3 separate regions of the Homo sapiens genome follow, and all the other regions are linked to region 1. A link is an interaction called in ENCODE POLR2A ChIA-PET data of the cell type or tissue named here. Cell type or tissue: MCF 10A. All regions are shown on one strand. Links, peaks and the distances in the headings refer to the core of each region. The heading gives the core; the rest is flanking DNA.

Region 1 (5,845 bases), core at 297-5,296:
ATAATTAACACTGGACCCAAATTAGCTTCTAGGGCTTCTGGAATCTTGACATATCATCATCATTTCCTCCAACATCCCTGAGACCTACCTGTGATTAGAAAAAAATAAGTCGTCTTCTATAAGAAGTTTAAGCTGTACAAAGATTATTCCAACTATAATATTAAACAGGAAAGAATGTTTATCAGATCAGTTTCCCTCTTGGGAAGGAGGCGATTAGAGTTTTAAAAATCTAGTTAATTGTCAACATGTTAGAATTACAAGTAAAAACACACAAATCTTGTAGAAATTGAACAGCTGGGTATCCTGTTCCCTGAAGATGGAGGTTTAAAGACTAAGTTTGTCCACAGTTGCTGTACATCTCCTACTTAACTCTGCCCCTAAGATAACCTCCTCCGTAGGCCATAGAGAAGATTATCCAAGGTTTCTGCAGTAAGCAGAGTTCTAGGGTAAGGAACTAAGTTATTCTCCAGTTCTGTATTTTAATAATTGTAAACTCTACAATGATAATGATGTTATAGATGACGTTGGCTCAGCATTTCTCCTGTAGTACCTTCTGGTTTTATAGAAAAAACCATATGATTAGTTATGGCCCTCTAGAATTGAGAAATTGAGACATTGAAGTCCTCTGTAATCAATAAGATGGGAGTTATAGAGCCCCGTTCCATCAGACCTGTGCAAAGACCCTTTTTTATACAAACACTTCTAACCATGATCCAGTCATTCGGTGGTCCACCTTCCCCTCCCTCTGAATAGGCTGTGTATATAAACAATGATCCTTTATCGAACCAGTATCGAAAATAAGACATCACCAGCTCAGATTCTTCCATGAATCTGAGCTTGTAGTTTTCAGTGAATTTAATACACTGGTTCTGTTGAAGTAACATATCCCATATAGGAATTCATTTAGTTTCCACAAGGATCTATCTTGCAGCCCATCCAGAGGGACAGGGTCTTAACTCCCACCCCGATAATGCATTCTTCTAGTGACTTCTTTATGGAATGTTTGCTATGGACAAAGCCTTGATGGGCGAGAAGCTAAATTAGGCATGAGACCTGCCTCAAACAGTCATTGAGTTTTCTAAGAGTGGTATTATAGGGAAGTTATCACAAAAGGAGTAAACATTCAGATTATTTTTGTAGTATATGATTTTTAAACATACTTTTCAAATCAAAATGTTTTATTTAAATTTTTCTGAAAATTTTCTGATATATATATATATATATATATATATATATATATATATATATATATATATATATATATATAAACAATTCAAACACTCCAGTGCTATGTAGAATAAAAGGTGAATATGTTTCTTTTTCCTATCACTTTCTAGACTCTTTTCTGCATTTACATACATATGAGCCTAGATACTTTATAGGACCTACAATGGTTAATGAGTAGGTTCTGTGAAATTTTAAACAAATGAAATTCCACGTAAAAGAATAGGAAACCTCTAATAATAGTTGAGCTTCTTAAAATTTTCATTACCCAATAACGTTTAGCAAACAGCCTAAGAGGAAATCTCTGGTGTCAGAGTCTCCAATAGGAGGTGTTGTATTGAATGCTTTACATACTTCATAATTAAAAAAGCTAATATGAAACACAAGTATTTGCCAGGAAACATTCCATAGTGATTAGAACATTCTGCCAGGGCCCTAAAGGACTGTACATGGCACGACAGTCTATAGACATGTTGCTTTTCCTTTCACAATTTCTTGTGGAATGTGCACTCCGGGCGCCTTCACTGCAAACCCTCAGGCTTTATTTACCTAGGCTTGTAATGGTCAGACAGTGTGGACATTGCACAGGTAATGCTTCAAAAATGAGGCTGTAACAAGGGATTTTAGATAATTTGGAATCAATCTCCCAAATTACCTAATGACTACAATTTAGTTCTATTATATGGTATGTGTCATAATTCAGTCATTACTCTAAAAGCAGTTTCCTTTTTCTCCTTATTCCCTTTAGAGTATAAATGAAATATGACAGAAGTCCCAGATGAGCTCTGCTTTTAACTGAACTGCCTATTGCATTATAAAAATTTCAAAATGAAAGCATTTTAGTAGGCATATAATCTAATATTTCATTTTATAGACAAATTAAGACCTGGAGAGGTTAGGAAGCTTGTCTAAGGTTATAAGGGTAATTCCTGTAAAACTTGGGCTGAGCCCCCGGGATTCCTCACTACCAGATTCCTATTCCTTTTATTGCCACATTCTACCTCCGTGTTATGAAAGAGAGCTTTGTTAGATGGCATAAAGGACCGTGGAGTTGTGTTCCGTGTTTGTCACTGGATGATTTCTCCTGTGTCCCATAGGTTATGCGTTCAGCGAAGATGGTGAATATTTTGCCTATGGTCTGAGTGCCAGTGGCTCAGACTGGGTGACAATCAAGTTCATGAAAGTTGATGGTGCCAAAGAGCTTCCAGATGTGCTTGAAAGAGTCAAGTTCAGCTGTATGGCCTGGACCCATGATGGGAAGGGAATGTTCTACAACTCATACCCTCAACAGGATGGAAAAAGTGATGGTGAGTGAAGACTTCAGATGAAGCACATTTTTCACAAAATGAAGTGTGACTTCAAGTGACTGAAAAGAGATGCTGAACCCTACATAGAGGTTGTGTGGTCCAGAACCATGTTTCCTCAAAGGATGTTGTATCAGTTGGCTTTGCTGTGTAATAGACCCCACCAAAATGTAGTAGCTTAGAATAATAAACATTTGTTTTTGCTATGAGCCTATGGGTTGGCCAGGTAGTTCTTCTGGCCTTGGCTGAGTTCTAACATGTATCTGTGGTCAGCTGCAGGTTAGTTGGTTCATCTTGGCTTGGCTCTTTTACATTTCTGGGCCCTCAGCTGGGACGACTAGCAGACTAGCCTGGGCTTGCTCACATGGCAACTCAGTAGAATTGCAAGACGGGGAGCTGAATGACACAGCCTTCTTAATGCCTAGGCTTGCTCCTGGCACGTCAGATTTGCTGCATTCTGTTGGCTAAAGCAAGCCAGAGGGCCAGCCCCTTTTCAATGGGTGGAGAAATAGATACAGGGAACTGCGGAAAAATGAGATCATTATTACAATCAATCAGTCCCTTATAGATGTGTTATATCTCCTAAGGAGATTATGGAGAAGGTGAATTTTTAAACCGAACCAAGCTATTTGATTATGTTGAGTGATTATAAAACTTTACTGCTACAGTAATCGCATATTCTCCTCTGATCAGAAGTTATAGGTCACCTGTTGGTTGCCATTTATCTTGATACTTTTCTCCTTGTTACTTTCTGGACACACCTTTATTGTTCTTCTCTTTAATTGCACAAAGATCCTGTTGTGTTCAAGGGGTTCCTCCCTCTTTGCTCCTTCACTTCTAAATTTTCCCAGGCAGGAAGGGCTATGTACCTTGTACCTTACTGGTACAATGTGTCATTTTCTTCCTTTTGCTACCCCACATTTCAACGTGGTATGTAGCATTTTCTTGTTATGTTGGTTGGTCTTTACAGGTAAGTTTTACAATCCCTGTGTTAGAGATTAGGAGCTTGGGCACAGAGGCTCAGTAATTTGCTGGAGGGCTGGGATCTGGCAAGAAGCACAGCTACTCCAGTGCTTTCTGCTGTACCTGTTGTCCCCTTATCATGACTTGTTGTATCTTTGTCATCTTTAAATATCCTTGCTTTCTTTTCTGTTTTTTTTTTTCCCCCACAATTGAATTGAGAATAAGGCTACAGTGTTTTTCATCTCTTGGCTATGTTTAGCTTTTTCTGCCTTTTGATTAGGCTACATCAAGACCTTTTTTATAAATTCGCCAATGAATTACAAGATGAGCTAAAAGTAGGTTTTTTATTCAAGGATGTTGGCTAAAGAAAGATGTCTGCGCTCTGGAAACGAAATTAGCTGCTTGTGTTAAGAGTGCCCCAGAGTTAGAAAATGTTAGTTATTTCCACCTTCTGGGAAACAAAAAAAGTATAACTGGCCAATTCATGTTAGAGAACGTTATTACATTAACTTGTAAAAAACAAAAGTTATTATTTACCATCAGCTTTCAGTGGCACAAAATAATAATAATTAGTAATTGTGATAGATATAAGAAAGCCAACATCTCAGTAGCCTCTCAGACTGTGATGGGAGCCTTACAAATGAAGCTAAGCAATTCCTACCATGTGCTTCTTACCAGTGTCCCTGAAAGCTCAATGACAATCACTTAAGTGCCATGAAGCTTTTTTTACATTCTGGTATTATCTTATGTTTTTCCCTCCCTTGCCCTGAAAGCTTGGTACGTCATCATAATGAAAAAAAGAAGTTCAGCCTCAAAGAAGCCTCCAAAATCAGCAAATATGAGTTAATTACTTTCAGTTTGATATTCAACCAATGCTTAACCTTTTTTTTTTTTTTTTTTTTTTTTTTGAGATGGAATCTCACTGTGTCACCCAGGCTGGAGTGCAGTGGCGTGATCTCAGCTCACTGCAACCTGTACCTCCCGGGTTCAAGTGATTCTCCTGCCTCAGCCTCCCAAGTAACTGGGACTAGTTAGCGCCATGCCTAGCTAAATTTTTTTTGTATTTTTAGTAGAGATGGGGTTTCACCATATTGGCCATGCTGGTCTTGAACTCCTGACCTTGTGATCCTCCCACCTCGGCCTCCCAAAGTGCTGGGATTATAGGCGTGAGCCACCACGCCTGGCCGATACTTAACTTTTTAAAAAGTAAAGTTTAGTTTTTAGAACAGTTTTAAGTTAACAGCAAAATTGAGAGGAAAATACAGAGACTTCTCATGTGCCTCCTGCCCCCACATATTCATTTTACCTCTCTTATTATGAACATTCCCCACCAGAGTGGTACATTTGTTTTTCATTGGTAAATCTACATTGACACATCATTATCACCCAAGTTCATAGTTTACTTTAGGGTTTGATTTTGGTGTTGTACATTCTGAAGGTCTGAACAAATGTATAGTGACATGTATCCAGTGTTGTAGTATCATACAGAGTAGTTTCCCTGGCCCTAAAAATCCTTTGTCTTCTAACAATTCATTCCTTTCTCACCCCAATCTTTGGCAGTCACTGATCTTTTTACTGTCTTTATAGTTTTGTCTTTTCCAGAACATCCTGTAGTTGGAATTAGACAGTATGTAGCCTTTTCAGATTGGCTTTTTTCGCTTACTGATAATACATTTAAGTTCCCTACAGGCCTTTTCCCAGCTTGATGGCTCATTTCTTTTTAGTGTTAAATAGTCATTGTTTGAATGTGCCACAGTGTATCCATTCACCTACTGAAAGAATGCTCAGTTGCTTCCAAGTTTTAGCACTTATGAATAAAACTTCTGTAAAAAATCTGTATGCAGGTCTTTGTTTGGACACAAGTTTTCAACTCCTTTGGGTAAAGGAGCATGACTGTGGGATCATGTGGTTAAGAGTCTGTTCAGTTTTATAAGAATCCTCCAAAACTTCCAGAGTGGCTACACCATTTTGCATTCCTGCCAGCAATGAATGAGAGTTCCTCTTGTTCCACAACGTGGACAGCATTTGGTGCTATCAGGGTTCTGAATTCTGGCCATTCTTACAGGTGTATAGTTATATCTGAATTTTTTTTTTTTTTTTTTTTTTGAGATGGAGTCTCACTCTGTCTGGGACTAGTTAGCGCCACGCCCAGCTAATTTTTTTTTTGTATTTTTATAAATATCCAGGCTGGAGTGCAGTGGCGTAATCTCAGCTCACGGCATCTTCTGTCCCGGGTTCAAGCAATTCTTGTATCTCAGACTCCCAAGTAGCTGGGACTACAGGTGCATGCCACCCCACCCGGCTAATTTTTGTATTTTTAGTAGAGACGGGATTTCACCATGTTGGTCAGGCTG
Region 2 (5,845 bases), core at 456-5,455, 210 kb after region 1:
TGGGTAACATCTGACTGATGGCAGCATATGAATGTTGTAACCAATACCATTTACATTTCCATCAACACTCTGTTCTGAATCTTGGATAATTCTTCCACATTTATACACTTATGCATTATACATATGCAATGTTTGCATAGCATCATGCCAAGTCTTTTCATTTCTTCTCTCTGTTACTTGAGAGACTCTAGACCAGCACTGTCCAATAGAAATATAATGCAAGCCACATAAACAACATTTTTTTAAAGTAAGAACCAGTGAAGGCAGCTTTAATAATAGGTTTTACTTAACCCACTATTTCTAAAACACTGTCATTTCAATATGTAATCAATATAAACATTAATGACATATTCTTTACTTTTTTTTTTTTTTTTTTGAGGCTGAGTCTCGCTCTGTTGCCCAGGCTGGAGTACAGGGGCATGATCTCAGCTTATTGCAGCCTCTGCCTCCCAGGTTCAAGCAATTCTCCTGCCTCAGCCTCCCGAGTAGCTGGGATTATAGGCACCCACCATCACATCTGGCTAATTTTTGTATTTTTAGTAGAGACGGGGTCTCACCATGTTGGCCAGGCTGGTCTTGAACTCCTGGCCTCAAGTGATCCATCCTCCTCAGCCTCCCAAAGTGGTGGGATTACAGGCGTGAGCCACCATGCCCAGCCTATTCTTTACTTTTGTACAGTCTTCACAATCTATTGTGAACACTTTCATTTCTCCCTATGCTCTTTTTCAATAATCTTAACAACCCTAGTTTTTATTTAGCATTGACCTGTGTGATAGTAACTGCTAAATCTCTCTCCCTTTATCCTACCCCTTATCCTCTGCTGTAAATTCTGCTACTCAGAGCATCAGATTAAACATGGCTAAAACTGAGTTCCTTTTTCCTCTGACTTTTTCCCTAACTTCAAGATCTTGTATAACCCCAAAATGTCTTCAACCCTTCTTCGTTCCTCTGTTTCAATAGATCCTTTCACCTCTTCCTCATAGTCTAATACATGCTTCCCTTTTTTTTTTAATTCAACATCTAAACTGTTGATTCAGGAGCTTTCTGATTTATTAAGCCTTATCCCAAGCTTATTTCAAACACTGTTTTTCTACCTGTGCACTCTTGTCTTTATTAGTGAATGTTTACTAAAGACCACTTTGTGCTAGACAGAGGAAAATTTCAAATATATTTATATAAATATATATATACACACACACAATGCTCTATCAATAAAGCTGTTATTCTACACACACACACACACACACACACACAACCATCTATGTTCATTTTTTTAAATGCTTGAATATGTAACCCAACTGAAAAAATTAAAAAATTGTGATGCTTTAAAAAGGAAAAATATACATAATGGTCAGTATGACACAATCTATGATGGAGGCTATGTAGACAGATAATAAAGGCCATTAAAAACTCAGCTTACAAGGTGCACTTCAGGCCACCATGGTCAGGGAAGGCTGCTGCAAAATTTCCACAAGCTTCATCCCTCTTGGACTGATGAGTGTACGGAAGGAAAACGTCTTTTCACCGAGGTAAAGGATGGAAGTGAGAACACATGAAGAGGAAATGTACCTTTCTGGCTCTTTAAAAACAAGGATTAAAATCCAGATCCTTTATTCTGTGGAATGTTCTGGTGTCTCTTTTCCCTCCCCCACCCCCACCTGTCACCTCCTTCCTATCTCTTAGATTTGTTCGACACTTCTTAACCCTGGTTGAACATCAAAATCCCTGGGAAGTTTGTGAAAAAAATTCAGTGCCCCGGCGACAAAACAGGCCAGTTAAGTAACAGTCTCTGGAGCTGGGCCCCAGTCAAACACCTGGTGTTAAGACCTGCAGTCTTAATTCAGTTCTGCCACTCGGCTCTATATTTTGACCCATGTTTGGAATCATCTTCTACTCCACATCATACAGAGTCATGTCATTTTAGAGCTCTTATGATGTTGTCCAATTCTTTCATTTTACCAATGAGGAAACCAGTCTAAGGAGATGAAAATCACATAGCTATCTAGGGATACAGCTAAGACTAGAACCCTTCTCTTGGGTGGAATCTTAGTTCCATTATAAGCAATGTGACATTGAACAACTTAGTTTTTTGCTGAATTTAAATTTTCTTATGTGTAAAATGGAGATAATAGTACTTTCCTCCTGGGGTTGTTAAATGAGATAATTTTAAAAATATGCCTGGCACATAGTTGCTGGGTAAATGTACCACCTCAAGGACAAGTCAAAAAAACTAAGAAAATGATAATTTAGCTTAGGGAACACATGCCAAAGTTGAGAGCTGATCCCAATTAATGAGTAGAATATTGATGGAATTTTCAGTTTGTGGGTTGCTTAGCAACCAAAACTCACTCAATACCACTGACTACCCAAGTTGTTGTTTTTAATCAAAGCAATAAACTGTTCTTAAGGAGTTCAAGGTTGTGAACAGACAAAAGGATTCCCTTATGCATTTGGGGTTGTGCCAGGCATTTTGAAAAAGTGATGCCCCAGCTCCTCTGTGTTTTTGCACTTAAACATCTTGGACATTTGGAGCCCCCCAATTCTGTGCCCATAGATGACAGAAGATGTTACAATATCTGTTACATTGGATAGAGAGTGAGAAGGGAGAAGGCAGAGTGCTTGCACTTCTGTACCAATGTATTAAGCCAAACTTATTGAGTGCTAAGGCTCAGAAATACAAAAGCATTTGTCTTTGCCCCTGCTGCCCCTGAGAATTTCAGTCTAGGAGAGGAAACCAGTCAATATTGAATAATACAGCAAATTATTCATGAGCGGCTCTCTGTGTCTCCAGCAGTATTCTAAGAGTTACAGACTGAACAGTACAAGAACTTATAGGGTAAGTCTGAAATATCCATGGTTAGGATTTTTATTTTCTTGGCAAAGCAGCCCTGGAAGAATATCCCACTTGGGTTCCCCAAAACATTAATATTTGATTCACAGTCTTGAGAGCTGGCACTGAATGTTGGAGAGGGTCTAAAGAGGGGCGGACGGGAATTGGAGCTCCATGCCACCACCTGTTTTACCTGAAGCCAGAGACTCAACCAATCTGTGCCCTTCTTTTCTCATTTGTAAGCTGGACATGATGATTTAGATTCTGCCTCCCTCGTGGCAATGAGATAATAAATGCAGAAGTTCTGTTGCAATAAATGCAGTTTCTAGCTAATTTGCCAGCAGGTTTACTTTGCATTTCATTGAGCATCCTTGTATCTTCATTTACATTTCCTATTCCTTTATAACTCGTAATCTTAACAATTTAAAGAGAAAAAAACCCAGATGAGCTTGGAACAACTGTGTTTATTTGCACTTAAGTTTGTCTTCATCATTTGTAGCTCAGTGTGCTAACTTACTTTGCAGTGAAGATCAACTCTAGTGCTTAGGAAAGAAATCCATTGTGCCACTTTGGCATGTCAGCATTTATTTACGCAAAACATGACCTCAGGCTTACAGGCCTTTAAGGCAGACAGCTGGTTGATGAATCATGTTGGACATTCATATAGTGCTGCTGGCACATGTCAGAAGGACACTCCTGCTCATCACCTGCCCCTGTCAGTTCTTCCACTTCTAATAAAGCATATCTGTTTTGGTGACCAAATAAAAACACAAGTGAAGAAGGGCTGGGTGTGGAGTAATTTAATCAGGGCAAGTCAGCACGCTGCATTGAGCAGTACAGTATCAAGGATAAAAAGATGGTTTGGTAACAGCTGAATGAAACGAAGTAGATTAGTAAAGATGGAAGCACAGTTCCCCTTATAATCATAATGGGTCATGACCCTGGAATGCAGAAGCCCCAATATATCCTACAAATCAAGATTTTTAAGGAGACAGGATTCCCAGAAGTTCCCTTCTGAATTGCCACGAACGTTTTACATGGCCTTTCTCTATTAGCATCATTTTAACATTTCGCTGAGGATTATAAATTTTTAAGGAAGTTCAAACCAAAGTTCAGAGCTCCACTAGCAAATCTTTTTAAACTGGCTTTCGTGGGTGTGTTTGGTATCCTGAAGAATTGATTGATTTAAAATACCCTAGTTTTGAAACAGCAGGGAGACTGACATTTGCAGCCTGGTATTTTGCAGTTCTCACTACTCATTGTATTTGAACAATAATTTTTCTTTGTTGTAATACCCAGTAGAATAAAATTTTGTGCTTTGTTTAAAAGAGGAGAAATTGAACATGTTCAGGATGCTGGCCTGTCTTCAATTTCATCACCATCATCTCGTAGATTGATTGATGGGGAGAATAATTAGGGATATGCAGCATGTTTGAAATGTATTTGAAAACAAGCAAAAACAACAATATGACTATAAGTTGTAAGTCTAAGCTTTTTTTTTCTTTTTTTTTAAATGATTCACCTGGCAGTGTTCTTGAAGTCATTACTTACTGAGAAAAGAATCACTATCCAAGATGAAAAATCAGGAACTTCAACAACAGCTCCTTTATTTCCATTTCTACTTCTGTTGGTGATTACACTGTTCCATTTTTTACTCCAGCTAAGTCATTTTCACCTCTGTATTTTTTCTCCTATGGGGCAAGATCTGTGATATCTGATAGTTTATTAACAGGTGTGCTGGAAATAATCTATTTCAAAAATAAAACACTAAATATAGCACACAAGTTCAAGGCTTTTGAATGTTACCATGGTTTTAAAAAATCAATGTCATGAATGCTTTACACTGAAATCATTTATTGTTAGGAAACTGGGTGGCAAATGATACATATATCCTGTAGCTCTGTCATCATGGCTAATGCTCTCCTGACTCAGATTACATATTAGCATTTCCACCATATGGCTGAAAGGGTAGAGAATGTATGTGCAGAGGAACAGAGTTGGTAATATTTTTGACCATCTGATAAATAAATATGTAAGTAACAGGAATATTAATATTTATTTCATCATATGATGCAAGCTTTAACCTGAAATAACCACTAATACAACAAAGTAGTACATTTGTTTCTCAAATAATTTCAATCTAATTTATTAAATATTTCCATAGTCAATTAATGCTCTTAGAATGTGACTTCTAATTATGTTTCTTATGTTTATTGATATAGTAGGGTTCCTTATCATGCCAAATTTAAAAATCTTTCCTGAGAGGCCACACGATTGGACCCAGCATATGGGCATGAGCGCCAAAGTTCTGCTCTGCCAGTGACCACTGTGTGGCCTGGGATAAATTACCTGACCTCTCTAAGCCTCAAATTAATGTGTAAAGAGTGAATAATCTATTATCAGACAGTATCCCTCAAAGGGTGGGCCATGGAGGACCATGGATTAACACATCAGAATCACATGGGGAGCTTAAAATACAAACATCTGGGCCCCACCCGCAATGATTCTGGTTCATGTATCTGGAAGCAGTCCATGAATCTGCAAATATATATATGTATTAATACAGAGTCTTACTCTTTTCGCCTAGGCTGAAGTGCAGTGGTAAGATGATCTCGGCTCACTGAAGCCTGTCTCCCAAGTTCAAGTGATTCTTGTGCCTCAGCATCCTGAGTAGCTGGGATCCCAGGCGCACGCCACCACGCCTGGGTAATTTTTCTATTTTTAGTAGAGACAGGGTTTCGCCATGTTGGCCAGGCTGGTCTCGAACTTCTGGCCTCAAGTGATCCACCCACCTCAGCCTCCCAAAGGGCTGGGATTCCAGGCACACGCCACCTCGCCCGGCCCGCATTTTTAGTCACTGTCCCGAGTGATTGTGAGGTACACTGAATCACTCCCATAGAGACGAGATTAATATAGAGCACTTAGCTACCTTGAAAAATATGTAGCTAATTTTAATAAATATACTTTTTATACCATAGAAATTTAACACCCAACAGCATTTGTGCTTAAAATACT
Region 3 (5,845 bases), core at 456-5,455, 54 kb after region 1:
TTTGTTTTCATGGTGAGCCATTGCCTGGAGGGAGATCCTGTAGGGGCCTGTAGCCCCTGTCTGGTATTTTCATGGTTCATAAATTCACCCTCATCCTATACCAATTTTCTAACATCTGTTCACTTTTAGTCTGGCATTCTTTGCTCTTTTTTTTCCTCTAATTTGTAGAAAATGTGTCCCTATCAGTTGTGACATTTGGTTTTCTCAGGGCCTTGTTCTGGTCCTTGCCTGGGTATCCCCAGCAAGGATAGGTGTGCCTCTCCTATCAGGAATGTCAGGGACACCCAGGCAGCACCCAGCAAGTGTTCTCTCCTCTGCTCTCAAGAGCACACTCTCAGCTGCCCTAGGTAGGACGGGGTAGGGTTGCACGAGAGAGATCCTAATCTTCTCATGTCTATGAGGGGGCTCAGCTCTGTGTAAAAAAAGATACTGTTTTCCCCTTTTTTCCACTTCCCACAGACATTTAGTACCCAAGTGTATAATTGCCTTTGGAGTCTGGGAAAGGGAAGGACCCCTATAATAATGACAACTGCCAGGGAGGCCGCTTCTTCCAGGGAAATATCTCTTACTGCTTAGTATGATTGGGGTGTTTCCTCTATTAGATGGCTTTTTTTTCCTATTCTGATAATGGTAATATTCTTTATAGATGACAAGCTAGTTACCACCTAATATATATTGTTTTCATTTACAAATGAAAAGATAAAACATGGCAGCTAAGAAAGTGCTTCTGTGGAATACAAACCTAACAGCCACATACATAGCAGCCTGGAATGTCCAGGTTAAACCGTGGAGAACATGCGCTTCGGCGCTGCCAGGTGCCTGTGGCACTGGAACTCTCCCAGAATTTCCCTGTACCTGGCTCTCCACTTCCCAAACAAAAGTTCCGGGCATTGAGCCTCTTAAATACTTACAGTTTTTTATTTGTACTGCTGTAATAGGAGGAATAAAAAGACTCATGATAAATATTTAAACAGTACCTGGATAGTACAGATCTTAATGCGTTGCTCTTCATTTCCATATTTAGAAAATGCAACTTTGCCCATAAACAGGGTATAGCCTGTATGTATAATGCCAATAGAAGATTTGTATCTACTGATTATATACCTCATACACGTAGTACTGTTATTAAAATAGAATTCTTTCGTTGTGTAAAAGGTGCCTTTGAAGCACAATATGATGTCACAACATCATTGACTTGTATGGCTTAAAATCTGTTGTGCAGTGGTTTAGATTCAAGTGTATGTGTGCAGCAGAGCTTTGACATGCAATGAGAGCGTGACAGATGTTCTCACATTTTGATTAGGCTCTTGGCAGTGTTGCCAACAATGACCTCCCATTGTAAAAAGCAGACTCTGGAGAGGGATTTGTGGATGAATGGAAAGCATCCTAAAGGTGTGTAATAGAAGCCACATTTTTGCTTCTATTACATTTTATTTTCATTTTCAATTACTTTAGGATAATGTTACTTTTGATTCCACTTGACCCTGGGGTTTGTATTTACCTCATAGGTGACTTGAAAAGAGTATCTTATCTCCCAGGCTATGTTTCATTTCTTTGTTCATTCCGTGAGGCATATTATCATTTTGATGTGAATACTGCAGCACAGATTACTGTGCATGGTTAGTCAACACTATGACCAAGAACCTCTTTTAATGGCACTGCCTACCTGGTGGTGTAGCTGATAAAATAGACCAGCCAAGGAGAAGGAGAAGGGCCAAAGAAACATGGCTAAATGAGCCACAGAGTGCTCCTCTTTGTGTGATCTGTTAATATATTCCCTTAAGACCCTGAGCATCTCGACTGGGAAGGTGAGGGATCTGGTGTCATATTTTACAGACAGACACAAAACAGAGCTGCTCTCTACACAGCCTTCATCCATTCCTGATTATAGCTGTGGGTAGAAAATTGATCTGTACCAGAAATACAGTTTTGAAAATCTGATCCTAGAAACACTGTCAGTTTATCTTCCAATCTGGAACACAGATAAGAATTCAGTTTTAGATAGGTTTATCAAATCTGCAATTGATTCATCTTTTTCCTGCTTTTTATTGTGAATGATACAACCACGTAATATTGATTAAAATTTGTGTGCCATTGTCTTTTAAAAAGAAGTTGAAATATTGAACATAGAAATTATATTTGTAAAACAGATTTGGTGGTAAGTGAATTTACCTGAAAAATCTGTCTACATTTACAGTCAGCAATATGTTTCATTTTAAACAAAGTGAAGTAATAGGGAAATGATAGTTAAATGTTGCCTATCAATAAATATTCATAGTATGATATGCAACGCCAGGTACTGTTTGAATACAAAGAAATTCCAGACATAAGCACTGCCCCTGACTAGAAAGTTGAAACATACAGATGTGAAAAGATTGAAGAACCCAAGGATGTTATCACAGTGGTCAGGGGAAAGGCACAGGCTTCGGTCAGTGCTGTGGTGGTCAGAGGCCATCCTGGCTTGGGTAAAGGAGGAAGCCTTCACAGGAGGGATGGAAGTTGGGCAGGGCTTTGAGGGAATGGGTGTTTTTTAATGCCCAGTTCCCCACTGAGATTCCTGAACAATTTTACCACTGCCCTTTGTTCAAAGACTGCTTCTGCTTTTTTGTTACAGTAAATTCAAGAAAATAATAATCCTACTCTCAGTACCCTGTGCGATGGTTGCCTGGGGCACTTCTCAGTTGATGGAATAGTGTACTGTGGTTGAATGTGGTGTCACAAAGGAATTTAATGTAGCAAAAATACACTTTGATTCCTCAGTGTTTCATCATTGTTCAGCCAGCTAGAGATTGGCTTTTCTTCTTGCAAAATGAAAGACAAAATTTATAGACCTGAAAAGAACACTTAACTGAGTCTATACCCTGAATCAACTCCATTAACAAGCATCTACATTTTATAAAAGTCAGTATAAATTAAGAGAATCCAAGTACTCATATTTTAAGAAGGGGAGCAAACTTAATACAAAGGAAAAATAATAAAGATTTTATAAGTAGTTAACATTGATTTTATTATCTTTACTGTTGTTCTCTTATACTTAATAGGAATTTGGCTTTTCTGGGGATTACCTGCTATAGTACATATGAAACATCAGTAACATCCCTAAGGCGGTTTGCTTTGCAGCCGAGCCAAAATGCTAAAGTAAGAAGAATCTTTGGCTTTACCAACATGCCTTGGGGTGGAGGGAGTGGGATTTTTTTTCCCTTTAATTCAGATTTTTCTAATCTTAGTGATAGCTGATTTGTGCTTGCTAGCATATAGGCTTTGCCATTCAAAGAACATATTTTCAGAACATTAATTCGTGTTTCAATACTCATTAACTTCTGCGCCAAGTTCATGACACATGCAGCTTTTGAGTGTTGACTCATCCACATCCTTGGTGAGCTGACTAGTGAACGAGTGGCAGTGTCTTCCCATAGCAGCGTGTTCGTGTGATTGGGTATAGGTCAGAAATTTTCAGAACGTTTTAGTGAAGAGTGAATGGGGCAGCATTTTCAAAAAGAAACTTTCTGAGGGGTCACTCTATTTTCATATGGTTAGGAAACTGCTTGAATTGGTATCGGTTCTTGCTGATTTATTGCCTGAGCATTTGTGTTATTTCTGATATTACGCTTCATGGCAACATATTTTACTTTAGAATTTCCCCCATCATGCAGGCATTCTAGCTTGAGAGCGTAGTGTTCATATTCAGAGTGTACATACTTGTATCCCTTTCTCCTTCTCTGGATACCAGCTGTGTGACTCTGGAAGATAAGTCTGTTTTCTTGCTGTCTTATAATAGAGAAGTAAGTTATGTGGCTGAAGTCTGTAGTTGCTGCAGTCTCTGCTCCACTGTACATAAATTCTCTACCATGTCTAAAAGAGGACATTACTCTGCAGCAACCTGAGACTACATAACCTATGATATGGTGAATGGGTATGTGTCAGCTGGCTTATAAAGATGTTTGTTAGGAAGTGACTTGCATCCTCTATCTGCTTATGTCTTATTGGTGAAAACATACTCACACTCGGTTGCAAAGAGGTTTTGAGATGTAGTTTTATTCCCAGAAAAAAAAAATGTGACTAGCTAAAAATTAGGGCCTTTTTATCAAGGAAACAGGAGGAATAGATAGATATTGCGGGACAACTAGCAGTCTGCCACACAAGGCAAAAAAAGGCCTTTGGCAAGAGCTTTTTGGTGTAGACCCTGAGATCAGGGCACCCAAATGCCACCTGGTGGCCAGGTACCTAAATCTCAGGATCAGGATTGGAAAAATGAAGGCTCCTAAAAAATAGAATTTTCAGATACTGTAATTGTTGACAGCAGAAATCACATACTACAAAGACAGAAGCACCTGTTAAGGAGGCACTCCTCCCTTGGAGAAAGAAATTTAATACTGTTTCTAGAACATGAAGCGTGATGCAAGCGTATGGGAATATTTGGGCATTAGGATGGACTCTGAGGGATTGCCTGGCACGGTGAGGAAGCTGTGTAAGCTAGTGTCCAGATGGCTCTCCAGGTGTTTGATTCTCTGCTAAGTCAGCATCTTGCCTGGGGTGACCAACTCCCAACTGCCCTCCTTCACAGTCCCTGAGCAGGATGTGGACACAGTCCATCCTTGGGCCTGGTGTTTGGAATGGAAGCATGGCACGAACCCACCTACAGAAAGGTAATCAGGTCCCTAATTTCATAGCTGCCTCCTTTGCTTTTTCCTAGGTGGTATGTTTTTCCACTAATATGATTCTGGCCTCAGGACAAGTTATATGCCTTCCAATTGCACGTACATTAGAGTTCATCTAATGGAGCCCTCTTATTTTACAGACAAGGAAACTAAAATTCAGTCAGTGTAAGTGTATTAACAGAGGTTACACTGTTAACAGTTGACAGAGCCAAGACTAGAACTTACAACTCCAGATCTATGCTAATCCTGCACATTTTGTTATCAAGATAAGTTATTCTCGCTATAGCTCAGGATTTTTTTTTCACCTCTTAAATAAACATGTTAGCCAGGCACAGTGCCTTATAGCTGGAATCCCAGCACTTTGAGAGGCTGGTGCAGGGAGATCACTTGAGACCAAAAGTCCAAGACCAGCCTGGGTAACATAGCAAGACTCCATTTCTACAAAAAAATATATATATTTTTTTTTAATTAGCCAGGCACGGTGGTATACAACTGTAGTACTAGCCACTCAGGAGGCTGAGGCAGGATGATCATTTGAGCCCAGGAGTTCAAGGTTACAGTGAACTATGATTGTGCCACTGCACTCCAGCAAGACCCTATCTCTAAAAAAAAAAAAAAAAATTAATTAGACTAAATGGCCTCTAAATCCCTAAGCTTTCTTACCTCTAAAAACTATAGTTTCTACACCATGTAAGTATCTTGTGATTACTTTGTAGATCCTTACAGAACCTATTAGATAACAATACTCAGTGTAAAAGGGAAGACAATGAGGGACCACAAATTTATATTTTTATGATTTGTAAATATGATTTATTTAATGACTTGTTTTATAAATAGTTTTAAATACTAAATATTTTATAATGAATGTTAATGTTCACTTCTAGTCTCCTTGTTACATATTAATGGAGATTTTACTGCCTTTTCCATTAGTTTATTTATGTCATACAGGCATAACTCGTTTTATTTTGCTTTATTGTATTGTACTTTGCAGATTCCTCGTTTTTTAAAAACTGAAGGTTTGAAGCAACCTTGTGTTGAACAAGTCTGTTACCACCATTTTCCCAACAGCATGTGCTCAGTTCGTGTCTGTCACATTTTGATAATTCTCACAATGTTTCAAGCTTTTTCATTATTACATCACAGTGAGCTTTGATGTGACGATCGTCATTGTTCTGGGGCATCACAAA

The links. ChIA-PET counts read pairs that join two places held together with the same protein. Peaks named below come from ENCODE experiments on the same cell type or tissue, not always from the same donor. Only the 100,000 strongest peaks of a DNase experiment are listed, where the experiment ranks them.
Region 2: POLR2A ChIA-PET joins it to region 1 with 10 read pairs; 2 of 35 experiments call an interaction of 5 or more read pairs at or near these places.
Region 3: POLR2A ChIA-PET joins it to region 1 with 19 read pairs; 5 of 35 experiments call an interaction of 5 or more read pairs at or near these places.

The regions. Positions count from the first base shown.
Region 1 is chr6:105,370,055-105,375,899 of GRCh38, reverse strand. PREP (prolyl endopeptidase) reads left to right here. Exons shown (of 15, transcript NM_002726.5): 5 at 2,322-2,531. Among named protein-coding and RNA genes, the nearest start is that of PREP, 30 kb to the left of the region's middle. In MCF 10A, for the core only: no CTCF peak of the experiment used is centred there; DNase peaks (open chromatin) are centred at 1,689 and 2,889.
Region 2 is chr6:105,162,278-105,168,122 of GRCh38, reverse strand. All of the region lies in intron 1 of POPDC3 (popeye domain cAMP effector 3), which reads left to right. It overlaps POPDC1-AS1 (POPDC1 antisense RNA 1), which reads right to left. Exons shown (of 4, transcript NR_037157.1): 3 at 1,421-1,579. Among named protein-coding and RNA genes, the nearest start is that of POPDC3, 15 kb to the left of the region's middle. In MCF 10A, for the core only: no CTCF peak of the experiment used is centred there; a DNase peak (open chromatin) is centred at 3,442.
Region 3 is chr6:105,316,394-105,322,238 of GRCh38, reverse strand. The region is part of intron 10 of PREP (prolyl endopeptidase); the gene reads left to right. Among named protein-coding and RNA genes, the nearest start is that of PREP-AS1, 40 kb to the right of the region's middle. In MCF 10A, for the core only: CTCF peaks have their summits at 3,944 and 4,148; DNase peaks (open chromatin) are centred at 2,688 and 3,358.